2 separate regions of the Homo sapiens genome follow, and region 2 is linked to region 1. The links are chromatin contacts, found by Hi-C or POLR2A ChIA-PET in ENCODE. All regions are on one chromosome and are shown on one strand. Each heading gives the region's core, a stretch centred on a gene start or an enhancer-like site at or near the end of the contact. The rest is flanking DNA. Distances are from core to core; before and after follow the strand shown. Region 1 overlaps LOC105374945 (a long non-coding RNA gene). Region 2 overlaps JARID2 (jumonji and AT-rich interaction domain containing 2).

Evidence for each region. Hi-C counts contacts between places; a loop is a spot of excess contacts on that map. ChIA-PET counts read pairs that join two places held with the same protein, here RNA polymerase II (POLR2A). Pooled maps may share reads with other maps.
Region 2: a loop to region 1 is called in a pooled map, with 4 times the contacts of the local background. The contact joins two enhancer-like sites. A Hi-C loop is called at or near these places in 3 of 37 single-sample maps with no recorded cell type and 5 of 50 pooled maps. POLR2A ChIA-PET finds 5 or more read pairs at or near these places in 2 of 52 experiments (WTC11 and naive thymus-derived CD4-positive, alpha-beta T cell).

What each region holds. Positions count from the first base shown.
Region 1 is chr6:14,908,890-14,912,909 of GRCh38, reverse strand. The region is part of intron 2 of LOC105374945 (a long non-coding RNA gene); the gene reads left to right. Among named protein-coding and RNA genes, the nearest start is that of JARID2-DT, 330 kb to the left of the region's middle. RefSeq lists enhancers at 1,478-1,537, 2,228-2,287. Within about 2 kb of position 2,094, at least 11 of the 41 ENCODE cell types and tissues checked have a DNase peak (open chromatin) inside an H3K27ac peak, as active enhancers do.
Region 2 is chr6:15,387,611-15,391,630 of GRCh38, reverse strand. The region is part of intron 2 of JARID2 (jumonji and AT-rich interaction domain containing 2); the gene reads right to left. Among named protein-coding and RNA genes, the nearest start is that of JARID2-AS1, 140 kb to the right of the region's middle. RefSeq lists an enhancer at 1,049-1,408. Within about 2 kb of position 1,250, at least 5 of the 41 ENCODE cell types and tissues checked have a DNase peak (open chromatin) inside an H3K27ac peak, as active enhancers do.

The DNA of each region.
Region 1 (4,020 bases), core at 845-3,344:
GCCTAGAGCTGTAATTGAAATTGATATTGTCTCTCAGTGACCCATTTCTAACCTTAGAGCTTCCTACAGACTTGGTCTTGGGAAGGGTTTACCCCTAGACTGTGTGGTTGCAGGAACCTGTGGGCATTCCAGAGGGAGTCTGTTAACTCAGCTTCAGAAATGAGGAAGATTATAAGTCAATGCAGGCTGAAAACCAGAGGACCCCAAACTGCATGGACTGGCTGATCACTAGCATGTGGGCTAACGTAAAGTGGAAAGCCTGCAGGCAATGGTGGCAGGCCATGCCTGCGGACCTCTGTTACATACCACCTGCCTGACCACTGTGTGTGGGGAGGTAACAGCCCCCATGTCCAGACCCCGTAGCAGCTCTCTTCCGCTCTGGTGAGCACCGAAGGCCAGGGCTGCACCGTCCTGGGCTGCGCAGTGGGAGGTGGGGCTTGGCAGTGAGCTGGACCGGGGATTCTGCTTTGTGTCCGGCTGCCCCGCAGAGATGTCTGCACCATGAATTTGATACAAAGTCCACAAACATTTCACTGCAAAAGGCACATTTTATCTCCCTTTGCAGAACCTCCAAGAGAGCCAAGCTTGGTGGCTTGCCAGACAGGCTCTACTCCTTATGTCTGATCTAGGGTACATGCTGGTGTTTGCCATCTTCCTATCGAACCCACATCCAGAGCTTTGGATGTGAGATGAAGGGGATGGTAGCTGGGGGAGGCTAGAGGAGAAAGACAATGCAAACAATACCTCAGGCAATGGGCTAAGCACACAAACCGATTTAGGTGGACCAGAGGAGAAAAGAAAAAAGCCCCAACAAACCAAAAACAAAGCAATACTTCTTTCCTACTTCCTTCCTTCCCATGCGTCTCATTTGTGTTGGTGGAAACTACAGATTGATTACTGTTTTGGGGCCTCTGATTAAAAACTCACATGTGTAAGAGACTCAGCTTCGAGATTAGGAGCTTCTTTGTTGAACCGAGGCAATCTCATGTTATTAAACCTTCCCTCTCAACTTGCCACCTGCTCCTCTCCTTCCCTAGCCCTAAGACCCTGAACCCATCTCCCCTTTTATCTTTGTTGCCTGTTAATTCCTGTTTCCTCAGGTGGAGGGCTTGTTCTGGAAATTAAGGTTTTGGGGACAGGGTTCCTCACCTTCCTCTCTTTGGGTATAGGAGGGCAGTCCTAAGATTTCCATAATCACAGCTTTTCCTGTGCCTCCTGCACTTAACGACTGCTACCGTACATCTGACTTCTTAAATTCATGGCCTGGAACTGCAAGGATATTTGCTAGTGTGTATGTTTTGTCTGCAACTAGATTGTCAGATTGGGTGAAATGGGCTCTGTATTAGTCTGTTCTTGCACTGCTATAAAGAAATACCTGAAACTGGGTAATTTATAAAGAAAAGAGGTTTAATTGGCTCATGGTTCCAGAGGTTGTACAGGCAGCATGGCTGGGGAGACCTCAGGAAACTTTCAATCATGGCAGAAGGGGAAGGGGAAGCAGGCACGTCTTCTACGGCCAGAGCAGGAGGAAGAGAGACAAGGGGGAGATGCTACACCCTTAAACAACCGGACCTTGTGAGAACTCTCACTCTCACAAGAACAGCAAAGGGGAAATCCACTCCCATGATCCAGTCACCTCCCACCAGGCCCCTCCTCCAACACTGGGGATTACAATTCGACATGAGATTTGGGTGGAGACACAGAGCCAAACCATATCAGACTCCAAGGCCAATTTTAAGTGGCTCCAGGATTCTCAAATTCTAAGTGTTTTAAGTGCTCAGACAGAGGCATAGCAGGCCTTCAATACGTTTTCACGATTTTCACTTTCTAGGAGCCTTCAGAGTGACTGTCTAAGGAGTTTTCTGGTCAAGCGCCGGGGTAGGCATTGGCATTCTTCTCCAGATGAAAGTCAAGAGGCAGACAACACAGTGACCAATGCCTCATCCAAACTCCTGAGGCAGAGGAGAGTCCAACTGCCACTTCCTAACAATGTGAAGCCATGATACGAGGCCTAATAAACTTTCCCTGCAGTTTCAAGAGGATGTGGTCTCTTTCACTTCCTGTCCCAAACTGTTCTGCACTGTTGCGCCATGCAACAGCTGCTTCGGATCAAGCCACGGCCAAATTCTTGCTGGGGAAGAGCAGTGACATTTGGGGAACCACAGGGACAACAGGGAGCCACTTCTGTGGGTGCTGGAGACTCCACTCATAGGACGTCTGGACACTGATGTCTAAAGCCTAAAGGAGGACATTAAAATGTTAGATCGGGGAGGGGACAGATCCACCATTGTAATTTCAAAGGTGAAACTCGGATGTCCTGGAAGGAGGGTAGACAGACCTGCTTGTGACCTGCTAATCCACTATCACAAACTGTGCATGCTTTCTTATCATTTTACTTCTTTCATAAATAGAGGACAGGAACAAAAAGCCAAAAGGTTACATGAAGGAGCAGGTGAGAAATCTCTAGCTAGTTCCCATGGTACTGTGGAGCTAGTACCGCATCATACTGTTCATCATACTTTGCTTGTGTTGTGGAGAAAACTCAAGCATAGACAAGGTGTCACTGGCCTCGCTGTAAAATAACAGGCTGTTAATGAAGCAGCCGAGGGATATGGAGATGGTGTCTTCATCCCTGTGCTCACCTTTTCCCGAATGTACCTTTTTCCCTTTAATTTCCCTAAATGAGATGTGCCATAGAATGTACCTAATTTGTGTCAGGTCTATACAATGAGAAAATCATAATACATCCATGAATCAGGGTTCAGTTAATTTATTTCCTAAACATCTACATTTTGAACTAATTTCAGATCTACAGAACAGATGGAGTCTCGCTCTGTCATCCAGGATGGAGTGCAGCAGCATGATCTCTGTTCACTGCAACCTCCGCCTCCCAGGTTCAAGTGATTCTCCTGTCTCAGCCTCCTGAGTAGCTGGGATTACAGGCACCTTCCCTCACACCTGGCTAATTTTTGTATTTTTAGTAGAGCCAGGGTTTCATCGTGTTGGCCAGGCTGGTCTCGAACTCCTGACCTCAGGTGATCCACCCACCTCGGCCTTCCAAAGTGCTGGGATTACAGGTGTGAGCCACTATGCCTGGTCAGGGTCATGTTTTATATCAAAGATTTAAAGCACTTCTCAGTGTTTTATATAGAAGACTTATAATGTCAGTTTGTCTCATTATAGAGGATAGATTTTGATCACTTTATTCGTCTACCAGGTTTCTATATTGTAAAATTATTATTTTTCCCTTTGCAATTAATAAGTACAATGTGGGGAGATAATTCCAGACTATACAAGTATTCTGTTTCTCAACAAACTATTATCCATTATTTTTAGCATCCATTTATATTTTGTTGTTGTTGTTATTGTTGCCCAGACTGGAATTCAGTGGTGTGAACGTGGCTCACTGTAGCTCACTGTAGCCTTGAACTCAAGTTACAAGAGGATCCTCTCACCTCGGCCTCTTGAGTAACAGACTACAGGTGTGCACGATGCCTAACTAATTTTTAAATTTTTTTTTTTTTTGTAGAGATGGGGTCTCACTTTGTTGTCCAGGCTGGTCTTAAGTTCGTGGGCTCAAGTGATCCTCCTACCTTGGCCTCCCAAACCTTTGGGATTACAGGTGTGAGCCACCATGCTGGGCCCTGGCTTGATGATTCTTGAATGAGTTAATCATTATCACAGTAATAATCAAATGCTTGTTTTTCTAATTTTATTATTCACATTTATCAGCTGGCATTTCCTGTTAGCATGAACTTTCTCCTTTCCCTTATTTATTTCTTTCTTTATTTATATCAGCATGGACTCAGAGAATCTTTTTTCACTCAGTGGCTTATTATTCATTACTATTGTTATTTATTTTGATGTTTAAATTGTCCTAGATTTGGCTGATGGGAGTCCCTTCCAACTGGCTTTTGTGTGCTTTTATAAATCAGGTGTATTTTGGTATAATTTACATACAGAAAAATCCATCCCTTTCAAGAGAATAGTTGGATAAATGTTGACAAACATACAGCTGTG
Region 2 (4,020 bases), core at 1-2,500, 480 kb before region 1:
TAATATGATTTGACAGATTGCAAAGTGAATGGTTGCATAACACAGCCTTTATCATTTCTAAAAAGCTGCCTAAAATAGATAGGCCTTAAGAATTTTCTTTTGTTGACCCTAACTTAGAGCTTGTTCCCATCGGATGCTCTCCCACAGTCACTTTCTCCCCTCTGTCTGTCTCAGGCCTCCCCACTGACCCAGCTGGCACAGATCTAGCCTCCATTACATGCCACATGCTGGCTCTGAAACTCTCTGCTAGGGCTCCTCAGAGACTTCAGAACCCAATAGTCTGTGGGGTACCCCTCCTATACAAACCTAACACCGACTACGCCTACAGGGCAGCTTTCACCAACACCACTGAGGATGCCTTGCTGGGGAAAACTAGAGAGGCAATCCTTCCTTCCATGCTTGTCAGGGCCGCAGCAGTCTCAGCTCGCCAAGCCCTAGGGTGAGGCCTGATTACAAGACATTGGCATTCAGAACCTAGAAGGGGGCAAACCAACTTGAAAACCGTCCCTTAGGTGTCCTGCTTCATGACAAAGCTACAGCACAAATAGGAAGTCACGGGGTACTGTATATCTACAACCTCAATAATGATCGCCCTTTTAAATGTTTACATTCTTCCAGGCACTAAGAACCTGAAATAAATCAACTGCATTCATCGTAAGAATACCACCTCTGAGGAAAAAAAATTAGTATCCCATTTTCTGAGACGGAAAACAACAAACCAAACAGATGGTGGTATCAAGTTTGTCGGTTTTCTGAACCCTTGGTGGGACCCTGGGACATACTTACAGGGATGACAGTGTGATCCTTCAACAATTTCCACTAGCAGAGCTGGAGGACTGCGGCCTACTGGACCTGAGCTGGCAGGAGGGTAGATGCCCAGCCATTCTCTCCAGGAAATCTCTGATGGTCTGTATTCATGGATCCAAGGACAACCCAGTCTTCCTTCAGTTTTACAGAGCACACATGAGAAGGCCCAGCTTGCGTTCCCAGAGATGACCTGAGCTCTGTCAACAACTGCCTACCCCCACAAAAGGACAGGCAATCCCTTGCACAGAGTTTCTCACAGAGGGGCTAAGAAATCGGCCAGCAGGGATGTCAACATCCACTACCAAGAACAGCCACTTGATGGCAATCTTAACCTATTCCCTTGGAATTCGTCCATAAAGGGAGACCCCAGAAGGCTAGAAGCACCAAGCATGGGCTGCACAACGTGGACAGAGCTAAGAAGGACGTCCCTGCTTGACCTGAGTGTGCGGCAGTGCGGCGATGAACGGATAGAGAACCCCACACCAACAAGCACTGTTGGGTTCTTCTCCATATCTAGGCTTCTCTGGGGACTAGGCAGAAGTGGCTATAGGCTCTGCAGTCAGACAGCTCAGGAGCATGGAAACCTCTCGAGCTCCATGGCGCACTCACATTGGGTTTCTCATCAGACTGAAATGCAAGTGGACAGATGACAACAAATATGAGAATAAATCAAAGGCAAGTTCCTCCTCCTTACTGTGGAAACTTGTTCTCTGAAACAGGGAAGGGCAGGAGGCAGGGGGTGAAAAAAGTGGACTTTCCTTAGAAGGTGGGACACCTGTTGAATAAAGCACTCAAGCACCGCCCTCCTCATTTAAGTTGTCAAAGAAGGAAACTAAAAGCCATGTGCATCTCTAGGAAAAAAGTCTCTCCAGTTAAAAATAGAAATACACTGTAAATTGCTGCACTACACACTTCTATTTTTGGTAGCAGGAAGATGAACTGAAGGGCTCTCTGAAACATCAAAACATCAAAGGGTGGGAGGGGGTCCATACCATCATATTACCATAAAATAGTCCACTGTCTTAGCTAGGATAATGACACGTTTCCACAGAGGGTTCGACCTCACTTTGTGTGGTAGTTTCCCAACTCCTGGCTTCTCCATTTATAAAAAGAGTTCAGGCAGAGTGAAGAGTTTGCCAACATTTTCCTCAGAGGGATTCAGAAAGTGCCAGCTGAGAGCCTTCCAGCTCACCCTTTAAAACTCTGTAACACTTTCCAACTGAGCAAACTGGAAGGCCCTTTCAAATGACACTAGGAACAAAGTCATCTCATGGAGGGTACACTGCTGGGGGAGCCCCTAGGGAACAGATCACTCTAGATGCATTCTTCTAAATTCACTCTCAAAGGAGGCAAGATGCTATTTTTCAAATAAGCATTCAAAAGCATGGGTCCCTTGGTGAAAACCCCAATCACATGGGATGGAAGCAGACTATCAAAAATAACAGTGTTCCAGCCTGGGCAATACAGTGACACCCCATCTCTACCAAAACATTTAAAAATCATCCAGGCGGTGACACGTGCCTATAGTCCCATCCACTCAGGCGGCTGAGGTGGGAGGGTTGCTGGGGGCGGTGCACGCAAGCTGCAGTGAGCTGAGATCGTGTCACTGCACTACAGCCTGGGCAACAGAAAAAATAAAAACAAACAGTTAAATAAATTGATTAAATATAAAAGACAGTTAAATGATTGCAAAATGGAGACCTTGGACTGCCTTCATGTAACACATGGCAGCATAACTTTGAGAGCCATGGAAAGCTAAAAGCAGACTACCACTTCAGAGACCACCAGAAGCTAGCCTGGGAGCCTCCACACGTGGCCTTCCCCGTCACCAAGATGGCAGTACCAAGCATGAACAGGCACCCACCTAACTGCAGAAAGAAAACAGGGACTCAGTTAAGGATTACCCAGATGACAAGGGCAGGGCAGATCACACAGGAAGACAACCTTTCTGTGTATACACAGAAAGAGCTGAACCAGCCATTAGCTCCAAAGCATAAATGAAGCAAGAACACTAGTAACAGGTCAGGGAGAGAAGCTACGGGGTCTGAAAGCATGCGGGGCATAAGTTACCATGAAACACAAGAGACAGCTCTCCTTGGATGTCAATGGCAGGGTACAGGTTTGGCCTTGCCGGTTTATAATCAAGAATGGGATGTCACTGGCGAATATAAAATATTATAAAATATTTATATATTTTATATTATAGTTTGTTGTAGAAAAATTATATATATATATTTTATAATATATTATAAAATAGCTCATGTTTCTCTCCTCATCCCCACACCTCCTTGAACGATAGACTTGTACTGTTTTTATCATCCTTGGGAAAGAAATTATGAAGAAGCTAAATCTGGGACTCTACAGAAACATTTTAAAGCCTATAGAGGAAGCTAAAAGGATAGATGAGATTTGGCAGCAGGTGAGCTTAAAAATCAAATTGTAAATTAAGGGATTTATGAACTGTAGGGTAATTTCCCAGAAGCATATCTAGTAATCACTCTTCTGGCTTTTAAAGATATACCATACAGGACTCTAAACATTTAAAGTGGCTCAAGTAATAACAGGTTATTTCCAAAAGCTAAGTAAAGGGCCCTCTAAATTTGAGGGAAATCAGATCTAAGACATTCACAAGCACAGCAAAACTACCCTAGTCCATTACAATAAATCTGATAGTAATTAAAGCTACTTAAATACACATATCACAGAATTCGAAGATTTAGAAAACACATGAAGCCTTTCTCTAGCAGGGAACAATATCACTCTATAAGAAAGAACGTCAATAAATCCTATTCACAAACAAGTCACCTCTGGCTGTAGGAAGCCCTATCTGGTGACCCTGCAGGGTCTTTCTATTCTATTACACGTCAAGAATAAAAAATGGCTGGGAGTCACAAAAGGTAGATAAGATGAATTACTGTTAAACAGATAGGATTCCCTCGACCTCAGAAGTCCTCAAATAATTCCACAATGCTTCCCCAAATAATCTATGACAACAGAAACATCCTCCCAGGACCATCACAACTGCCATCCCCCTGTCAAAAGCAGTTACTCCATCCAGGCTTCTCAAAGGTCAAACAGCTCTAAGGGTTTCCTGACTTACCAGGAAAATGTTCTAGTATCACACAAGCAAGAAAGAAAACATGCTGCAGATTAACATGGAGTTTAATTTAATCTACAGTTAGACTGGAATAAAATTGTCACCATGTCCAAGGC